2 separate regions of the Homo sapiens genome follow, and region 1 is linked to region 2. A link is a loop called in an ENCODE intact Hi-C map of the cell type or tissue named here. Cell type or tissue: CD14-positive monocyte. All regions are shown on one strand. Links, peaks and the distances in the headings refer to the core of each region. The heading gives the core; the rest is flanking DNA.

Region 1 (5,376 bases), core at 164-5,163, 230 kb before region 2:
TCCACCAAAGGGACCCCTGGCCATTGACTCAGGTGGCTGGACGCTGGGAAGGGGCAATGCCCAGACATTTTGAGGACTGGTGGACACAGGGTCTGCACTGACACTGACACGCATGGCCCCGAGTATTTCTGCGACCCTATTGTTGGAGAGATGACTTACTGGGGTTGGGATAGTAGATGGAATCCCGGCTACAGTTTGGCTCTCAGTAGTCCACTGAGTCCGCGGTCCCACCTGTGACCATTTCTGCAGGTCCTGTCCCACACTGTGCAGGGCAGTGTGGGACAGGACCTGTGACACTTCTGTGAATGTGCAATTGGAATTGATGTATTTGGCAGCTGGTGTCGCCACTACCTGGGGTCCTCGGCCTGTGGGACTCTCTATCCCCACTCTCCCCAACCCCCATCCCCTGCCAAAAACATACATCAGAAACACCATTGCACCTCAGGAGAAATGGTGGAGATTAGTAACCCCAGGAAAGACGTAAAGGGTGAAGAGGTGGTGGTCCCATCCTATCTCCCTCCATTTCACTGACCGGCCTGGCCCCTGTGGAAACTGGACAGATCCCGGAGAGACAGCATGGACTACTGCAGGCTCAACCCAATAAAAGCTCTGATGTCAACGGCAGCGTCAGGTACTGGATTGTTAAAGCAAAATAAGAAGGCCTGAGGGACATGGTATGTAGCCTTTGAGTTGGCAAATGTATCCTTTCCTATTCTAACTGGAAGAGAGGATCAGAAAGTTTGCATTCACGTGGATGGACAACAACATTCATTTACAGTTTACCTCAGGGCTATGTTAATTCTCCTGCCCTCCCTCATAATCTAAGCCAGCGCGGTCTGAACTGCCTGGCCTTCCCACAGAACAGCGTAGGGCCCAGTGCACTGATGACTTCATGCGTGCCCATCAGGTAGGAAGAGCTAAAGGTGGCAGGTGAGCAAAGCCCAGGTAAGACGCAGGCCCACAAGCAGGTGGGAGGCAAATCCCGTGGAGATTCAAGGACTTGCCACTTCAGCGAGCTGTTCGGAGGTCCAGCGGTCAGGGGCATGCCCACATATCTGCTCCCCAAATTTAAAGACAAATTGCTGTATCTTGCACCAACGATCACACAGAAGAAAACAAAGTGCCTGGTAGGCCTCTTTGGGTTCTGGAGGCAACACATTCCACACCTAGGAACACTTCTGCAGCGCACGTACCAGGTGACATGAAAAGCTGTCTGCTTCATGTGGGCTTAGGAGCAGAAGGCGGCTCCCTCGCAGGTCCAGGCTCCCACTAAGCAGCCCTGCTGCTTGGACTGTAAGGCCCAGCCAACCTCATGGTGCTGAAGGTGCAGGTGGTAGAAAGAGATGCTGGGTAGAGCTTACAGCAAGCTCAGTGGGAGAATCCCAGCACAGATCTCGGAACTTTGGAGAAGGCAGTGCTATCCACAGCCAAGAATTAGCCTGCTTTTGAAAAGTAGCTCCTGGCATGTTACGGGACGCTGATCACAGGGTACCAAGTGGCCAGGCATCCAGAAGTGTCTACTATGAGCTGGGTTCTGCCAGATTCACAAGTCGTAAAGTTGCATGGCCCCACCATCAGTCCATTTCAGGGTGGGCATGGTACAGGCAGGATCAGGCTCAGCAGAATCAGATGGCATAAGGCTGCATGAGCGGGGGCCCCGACCCCCTGTCACTCCCAGCATCCCTTCCTCAGCTCACACTTATGGCCGTCAGGAGGGTCCTATACAACCAGTTAAGGAGGGGGACAGAGCCCAAACTTGGTTTAAGGGTGGGTCAGCTCAGCATGGGGGTGCAAGCTGAAAATGCATGGTGACTACATTCCAGTGACATGGGGTGGCCGTGAGTATCAGTGGAGGGAAAACCTTCTCTCTGGGTGGATCAATGAGCAGTGTCCCTGGCCATCCACTTTGAGTGGAAAGAGAAGTGGCTCAAGGCGAGACTATATATGGATCCCTGGGCAGATGGCCTGGCTGTCTGGTCAGGGGTCGGAAATAAATGGCCTGGCAGATGGAAGACGAGGAGGTGTTGGGTAGGGGCATGTCATGGGCACATGGGAGTGGGCACGAATATGCCTATCAGAAAGCGTCCAGCATGGAAAGCACAGAACAGCCAAGCTGGCAAAATGCCTTGGCCACTTGACACTTGTCACACTATGCTACTGACCCCCTGGAACTGGCATGAAGGATGGTGTGGCCCTGGGGGCAACGATGGAGGTGACATCTATGCCCAGCATGAACCCTCACTCACCAAGGCCAACTGAGCTGCTCCTGCCTCTGACTTCCCAGCCCGCCAGCACCAATGCCAAGCCTCTTGGTGGGATGGCTCTGCGAGGACAGCCACCCACGACTCCATTCAGTCCAGTCTACTTATGCACCACCCCCTGCGACTGCTAAGCTGGGCAAACTGCGCCCATAGAAGCCCCTTCTGTACTCAATCTCTGCTGCTGGACAGTGAGGGTGTCCGTGCCTGTGGGTAGGGCACACAGCGCCATGTCTGTGCCCAGAATTCCTGCAGGCTGCTTCCAGCCACGAACCAGCACAGTGGGTGCTGATGCAGGTCACCCACGAAGATGCTGGCCTCCTCTGACAGACAGCTGTGGCTAGAGGGCTCCCACAGCCCTTTCTCAGCCTGGCACAGCAGCCCAGGGATCTGTCTGTCTGGTCTTTCCTTCTCCCACTCCCCATGTACCCGTTCTCTCTGTGCCTCTAAAAAGGCCTCGGTGGCTGCTGCAACTGAGCTGTTTTTCAGATGTAAAAGATCCATTGCCGGCCCATTTCTCAAGGGGTGTGGGTCTGTAACAAAATTTGAAAATGTTCAAATAAAAGGCAGCCTTAAAAAGCAATTTAGCTGGCCGGGCGCGGTGGCTCATGCCTGCAATCCCAGTACTTTGGGAGGCTGAGGTGGGAGGATTACCTGAGATCAGGAGTTCGAGACCAGCCTGGCCAACATGGCAAAACCCTGTCTCTACTAAAAAAAAAAAATTAGCTTGGTGTGGTGGCACATACCTGTAATCCCAGCTACTCAGGAGGCTGAGGCAGGAGAATCGCTTGAACCCGGGAGGCAGAGGTTGCAGTGAGCTGAGATTGTGCCACTGCACTCCAGCCTGGGTGACAAAAGTGAAACTCCACCTCGAAAAAGAAAAGAAAAGAAAAGAAAACCAATTTAGCTTTGTGAGAATTCAGTATATTGTTTTTTTTTGTTTTGCTACAAATCACTGAAAAAAAATCAGTTCTGGATTGGGGATGATTTGAAGTCTGGCCTCTGAGAACCGCAGGTATAAAATGCCCTGGGCACTCCTGGTTTCCCCAGCACAGGTGGAAGTTTGCACTTACATGGTGGTAGTTGATGTGTATTTTTTCCATGTCTGCTTTGTAGATGGGCACACGTAAGTGTAAATGCCCTAACGCAGCAAATGGAGGTGGTGGGGAAGTGCCTGTTGTAGGCAGAACTTCATTCTCATGCAGCAAAGGTGATGGCTTCACTCTGGTTTTCAAACAGCCTCTTCTGAGACAGAGTTGGGAGAGGACAGCAGGAGGGCTTGGACCCCGACTGCTTCCTGCAGCCCAGAAGCCCCCGCAGTGAAGCTGTTTCTTCCTCTGCTTGGCGCTCATGTCCTATGATCAATAATCAGGCGCTTTGAAGTTGGCTGGACCTCGCTTGTGCTGTCTTTTGGAATTAATTGAAACCTTAATCCTCTGCTCTAATAGTTTCTTCTGAACTATGGAAGTAGCAGCCCTGTAAGAAAATATTTCTGAAGGGAATGCTGAAAATAGCTTAAACTTTTCTCTGTAAAGTTTTTCCCGGTGAGCAATGTTTTCAACTGAAAATGTTCCCTTGTAATTATGCCTCTGTCTGTATTTGTGCTTTTCTTTTGCTTGACTTCCATTCTGTTTATTCAGCAGTTAAGGGCCATGCCACAGTGATCAGCTGACCGAAGGACAGCCTCGTGATGTGCTTAGAAAGCAAGAAAGTGGAGCCCAAATAAAGAAACCAGATGCACGGCTTCCCTCCCAACACAGCAGTTAACGTGGAGAGGAATGATCTTTTTGAGATGCCCTCCACTCTCCCTTCCCTGTTAAAGATGGGAGAGAGAGAGAGAGAGAGAGAGAGAGAGAGAGAGAGAGAGAGAGAGAGAGATCAGATGATCAGATTTAGGAATCTATCCAACCTAAAAAAAAGAAAAAAGAAATCATCAGATGCGGCTGAGGTACCAAAATTGCGAGACGCTGCTAGTGCAGTATCTGGAGCAGAAGCCACTGGCCTTCGGGGAGTCGTGGCCCAAAGCTGTTACTTCCCATTTCCCTTTCCACCCCACCTCAACAACAGCGGCAACATCACAGACAAAATCAGTACCGAGGGCCTGAAAAGCTGATTTTTTTTTTTTTAGCATTTAGCAACATCCCTTGACTAATGAGTGTCTTTATCATATCACAAAAAGCAGAAGCCAGGAAAGCATTACGGTTTTAGGTGTATAGTTTTTAAGTAACGTTCCCTTGCATTTATTTTTTGTTTGTTATTGAGACAGGGTCTCAGTCTATCACTCAGGCTGGAGTGCAGTGGCATGATCATGGCTCACTGCAGCCTCAAACTCCCAGGCTCAAGGGATCGTCCCACGTTCAGCCTCCTGAGCAGCTGGGATGACAGGTGCGTCACCACACCTGGCTGATTAAATTTTTTTTTTTTTTTGGTACAGATGGGGTGCTGCCCACGCTGGTCTCAAACTCCTGGCCTCAAGCGATCCTCCCTCCTTGGCCTCTCAGTGTTGCGGTTATAGGCATAAGCCAACACACCTGCCTCCCTCTCATTTCAGAATTTTATTTATTCTTCTGGATTTGAGCACATGCTACTAAAGAGGGAATCTACAACGAAAATAAAGCAAGACCACTCTCAAAGCACATGGTAGCACATGGAGCAGGGTCTTCAGTGCACAGAGGGCCTCACAGCTAGTCCAGGCCCAGGGGAGCCAGGACGGTAGGTGAACACAGGGGTCTTTGTGTCTTGTTCACTGCGGTATCCCCAGAACCCAGGCCATGCTTGGCACATGGGACAGCACTCTGAGTGAAGCAAATAAAAATAAGATTTCTAAATCAAGGCTTAACTGTGGAAAGCAGAGGTGTCTGATAGTTGTCTGGGATTTGTTAGGCAGCATAAGATGCTACATAGTGAATGTGACCAGAGTTAGTTTTATATAAAAGAGAATCACTGGACATACAGTCAGTCAGCCCTCTGGATCTGCGGATTCTGCATATGTGGATCAAACATATTAGGAAGACAAACATATTAGGAAAAAAATACAATAACAGAAAAAAAGCCAGGTGTGGTGACTCATGCCTGTAATTCCAGCACTTTGCGGGAGGCTGAGGTGGGAGGATTGCTT
Region 2 (5,376 bases), core at 220-5,219:
CCACTCAGAAGGCTGAGGTGGGAGGATTGCTTGAGCCTAGGAGGCAGTGGTTGCAGTAAGCTGAGATTGCACCACTGCTCTCCAGCCTGGGAGAAGATAGACATTGTCAAAAAAAAAAAAAAAAAAAAAAAAAGAAAAGAATGAGGGGTGAGGGAGGGAGAGGGAAGCAGGATTGGGAGAGGGAGAAATGAACCGCAGCAAATTTGCAACAGGGACCTCAGCTGCTCCCACAGGGAGCTCCAGAGCTGAGATGGTCCTTCTGAGTTGTCCTGAATTAGGGTAAGGAGGCAAGGCCTTTGTACCCCCACATTAACCCCTCACTGGAGGTGGGTTACCATGGAGGAGGGGATGTAAACTTGGGCCAGGCAGTTCCCTTTAACAGGGAGCAAATTTAGCAGCCATCGGAAGTGAACACTCCAGGGTGCTGGGGAACTGAGTGTCTTGGTCTTGAAGGGAAGGGCTTGGCTGGGTACCACAACATCCACTACACTGATACTGGCTTTCTTAGATCCCTAGATGACTATGAGCAGGGACACTAACAACACTGAGAAGCCCAATAGGTCAAAAAATACCTAGGTAGCTGCTCCTTCCTTTACCTTTAAAAGTCTTGCTATTTAAACTTACCTTTTAGAGGCTTGTAAAGGTGTTCCACTATTGCTTTTAATGAAGTTTTTTGAACACCAGTGATCTTCATTTTGAACTCACATTAATATTCCTTGGAGTATTAAATAACTATTCTCAGTATAGGGGAAATTTCCAGGAATAGAACAGTGGGTCTTCAGTCCAAATACTATTGGTTGAAATTTTAAAATGCTTTGACCAGTCCAGACCTGCTGAGAAAAATGCCAACTCCCCCCAACACACATTTACAGGAAGACTTACATATAACCATTTCTTTGCTTTATCTCTCAACTTTATTGGGGTGTAATTACATAAAATAAAACACATCTATTTTAAGTGTAGAGTTGGGTGAGTTTGGCAAATGTTTACACCCATGTAATCACCATGTCAATGAATGTATAGAGTATTTCCATCATCCCTTTGCAGTTATCCTCCTACTGTTCTCTCACTCTGCCCCCAGGCAACCACTGGTCTGCTTTCTGTCACTATAAATTAGGTGAAGAAGTTTCATATATTTGGACCCTTATAGTATGTAGTCCTTTAAGTCTGACATCTTTCATTTGCTGTAGTATTTAAAAACTAGTTTTATTGAGGTATACTTTGCACCCAGTATAACTCATTTATTTTAAGTGAACAGTCTGATGACCTGATAAATGTATACAATCATGTAATCACTGCCACAATCAAGTTAAGACATAGAACATTTCCATGGACCTCCAAAAGGCTCTCATTACCCTTTGCAGTCAATCCCTTGTCTGCAGTGTCTAATCTGCTGTTAATCTTATCATTATATTTCTCCTATCATATTTTTTTTTAACCTCTACAAGTTCCATGTGGATTTCTCATATCAGATTTTTTTTAACCTCTACAAGTTCTATTTGGATCTTTTTCATATCTGCTATTTCTTTTATCATTATCTTTATGTTTTATTTTATATCTTTGAACATGTTAATAAGATTTTAAAATCTTAATCTTTCAATATTAAATCTTTTAAGGTCCTTCTACCCATTCTATTATCTCTGGCATTTCTGAGTCTGTAATTGATTCTTCTCCTGGTTATAGGTAATCTCTTCTCGTTTCTTTACATGCTTTGTGATTTTTGATTGAATCTTAGCCATTGTCAATTTTACGTTGTTGAGTGCTCATTTTACTGTATTTCTTTAATGAATACCGACTTTTTTCCTTTTTAGCAGTTAAGTTACTTGGGATCAGTTTTATCTTTTTAAGACTTTCTTTTAAGCTTGTTATGGTGGGCCCACCACATCCTTTAGTTAGGGCTAATTTAGCCCCTCTACTCTGGCATCATGATTTTTGCCAATACATTGTTATTGGTTTTGCCTTGAAGACTTTAAAAATGTTTTATTCTTTAAAAAATATTTTTTATAAATAAATATATTTTCTTAAATATTAAAATTGAGGAAAAATGATCTTTTAAAAAAAAGTTTTCTCACCGGCTGCCTGGATATAAAGTTGGTGCTGTTGGGGGAGCACAGGGGGATTGAGACTGGCCTTTTTGGCTGCATAGGGGCTGGGTGAGGCCTGTCACTGCCAACTTTCCACCACTTCCCTGGCAACCTGTATGATGCAGCAGAGGCAGCCATAATCCCCCAGGAAACATAACTCTGTCAGCTGGAGAAAAACACCCTCATCCCCTATAGCAGCCACAGCAAGCCTTGCCCAAGGAGAGTCTGAGCTCAGACATGCCTAACACTGCCCCCACCTGATGGTCTTTCTCTACCTGCCCTGGTAGCCAAAGACAAAAGACATTATCTCTTTGAAGCTCTGTGGCTTCACCCATCACCTGGCCAACCTAGGGCAGGCTTGTATCCTCCCTGTACTACCACAGCTGATGCTGTCTTGAAAGCGCCACCTCCTGGCTGGAGGCCAATCAACACAAACCATTACAGCAACTCATAAAAGAACAGCCTTGTCCCAAGAAAGGAGAAAACAGCTAACTCTACTGCCTGTAACATCCTGGATAACCAGAGGTCCTGAGTCTGTCTACATGACAACTTTACTGCCAGGACAACCAGCATTAGAGAAAACCAGCACACTAAACAAAACTACAACAAAGTTCCCACAAAAAGTCCACCTCACTCCTCTGCTACCTCCACTGGAGCAGGTGCTGGTATCCACCTGAAGATGGATCACATCACAGGACTCTTTGCAGACACTCCCCAGTACCAGCCCAGAGCCTGGTAGCTCCACGGGGTGGCTAGAATCAGAAGAGAAATAACAATCACTGCACTCTGGCTCTTAGGAAGCCCCATCCCTAGAGGAAGGGGAGTGTGCCACATCAAGGGAATACCTGTGGGGCAAAAGAAAATGAACAGCAGCCCTTGAGCCCCAGATCTTTTCTCTGACACAGTGTACCCATATGAGAAGGAACCAGAAGAACAATTTTGGTAATATGACAAAACAAAGTTCTATTATGCCCCCAAAAGATCACACTAGCTCACCAGCAACGAATCCAAACCAAGAAGAAATATCTGAATTGCCAGCAAAAGAATTCAGAAGGTCAATTATTAAGTTACTCAAGGAGGCACCAGAGAAAGGTGAATACCAACTTAAAGAAATTTAAAAAATGTTACAGGATATGGATGGAAAAATCTCCAGAGAAGTACATAGCATAAATAAAAAGTAGTCACAACTTCTGGAAATGAAGGACACTCTTAGAGAAATGCAAAATACGTGGAAAAACCTCAACAATAGAATTGAACAAATAGAAGAAAGAACTTCAGAGCTCAAAGACAAGGCTTTCAAATTAACCCAATCTGACAAAGACAAATAAAACAGAATCAAAATAATGAACAAAGCCTCCAAGAAGTTTGGGATTCTGTTAAACAACCAAACCTAAGAATAATTGATGTTCCCAAGGAAGAAGATAAACGCAAAAGTCTGGAAAACATATTTGAGGGAATAATCGAGGAAAACTTCCCTGGCCTTGCTAGAGATTTAGACATCCAAATATAAGAAGCTCAAAGAACACCCAAGATATTCATCACAAAAAGCTCTTTGCCTAGGCACATAGTCATCAAGTTACCTAAAGTCAAGAAGGAAAGAATCTTAAGAGTTGTGAGGCAAAAGCATCAGGTAACCTATAAAGGAAAATGTATCAGATTAACAACAGGTTTCTCAGCAGAGACCCTATAAGCTAGATGGGATTGGGGTCTTATCTTTAGCCTCCTTAAACGAAACAATTATCAGCCCAGAATTTTGTATCCAGCGAAACTAAGCTTCACAAACAAAGGAAAGATATAGTCTATTTCAGACAAACAAATGCTGAGAGAATTTGCCACTACCAAGCCAACACTATAAGAACTGATGAAAGGAGCTCTAAATCTTGAAACAAAACCTCAAAATACACCAAAATAGAACCTTCTTAGAGCATAAATCTCACAGGACCTATAAAACAATAACAATGAAGAAAAAAAACCCACAGGGTATTCAGGCAACAATTAGCATGATGAATAGAATAGTACCTCACATCTCAATACTAATGCTGAATATAAATGGCCTAAATGCTCCACTTAAAAGATACAGAATGGCAGAATGGATAACAATTCACCAACCAAATGTCTGCTGCCTTCAAGAGACTCATCTAACATAAGGACTCACATAAACTTAAGGTAAAAGGGTGGAGAAAGATATTCCATACAAATGGACACCAAAAGCAAGCAGGAGTAGCTATTACCATATCAGACAAAACAGATATTAAAGCAACAACAGTTAAAAAAGACAAAGAGGGACATTATATTACAATCCTAAATATTACATGCAGCTAATATTGGAGCTCCCAGATTTATAGAACAAGTACTACTAGACCTAAGAAATGAGATAGATGGCAATACAATAATAGTGGGGGACTCCAATACTCTACTGACAGTACTAGACAGATCATCAACACAGAAAGTCAACAAAGAAACAATGGTCTTAAACTATACCCTAGAACAAATTGACTTAACAGATATGTATAGAACATTCTACCCAACAACTGAAGAATATACATTCTATTCATCAACACATGGTATATTCTCCAAGATAGACCATATAACAGGCCACAAAATAAGCCTCTATAAATTTAAGAAAATTGAAATTTTATCAAATACTCTCTCAGACCACAGTGGAATAAAATTGGAAATCAACCCAAAAAGGAGCGCTCAAACCCATGCAAATACAAGGAAATTAAATAACCTGCCCCTGAATAATTGTAGGGTCAACAATCAAATCAAGATGGAAATTAAAAAATTATTTGAATGGGATGACAATAATAACACAACCTATCAAAACCTCTGGGACACAGCAAAAGTGGTGCTAAGAGGAAAGTTCAGAGCATTAAATGCCTACATCAGAAAAGTCTGAAAGAGCAAAATAGACAATCTAAGGTCACACCTCATGGAACTGGAGAAGCAAGAACAAGCCAAACCCAAACCCAGCAGAAGAAAAAAAATAACTAAGATCACAGCACAACTAAATGAAATTGAAACAAATAAAACACAAAAGACAAATGAAACAAAAAGCTGGTTCTTTGAAAAGATAAATAACATCAATAGACCATTAGTGAAACTAATAAAAGAAGAAAGTATATTCAAATAAGCTCAATTAGAAATGAAACAGCAGATACTACGACCAATGCCACAGAAATACAAAAGATTATTCAAGCCTACTACGAACACCTTACATACACAAACTAGAAAACCCAGAGGAGATGGATAAATTCCTGGAAACATGCCACCCTCCTAGATTAAACCAGGA

Evidence for each region. Peaks named below come from ENCODE experiments on the same cell type or tissue, not always from the same donor. Only the 100,000 strongest peaks of a DNase experiment are listed, where the experiment ranks them.
Region 1: it touches region 2 in a loop (2.4-fold over the local background); 18 of 110 quality-filtered maps call a loop at or near these places.

Annotation. Positions count from the first base shown.
Region 1 is chr6:149,422,345-149,427,720 of GRCh38, reverse strand. No RefSeq gene overlaps it. Among named protein-coding and RNA genes, the nearest start is that of SUMO4, 25 kb to the right of the region's middle. RefSeq lists an enhancer at 1,933-2,432. In CD14-positive monocyte, for the core only: no CTCF peak of the experiment used is centred there; no DNase peak of the experiment used is centred there.
Region 2 is chr6:149,187,531-149,192,906 of GRCh38, reverse strand. No RefSeq gene overlaps it. Among named protein-coding and RNA genes, the nearest start is that of TAB2-AS1, 67 kb to the left of the region's middle. In CD14-positive monocyte, for the core only: CTCF peaks have their summits at 2,323 and 2,528 (motif pointing left); a DNase peak (open chromatin) is centred at 2,486.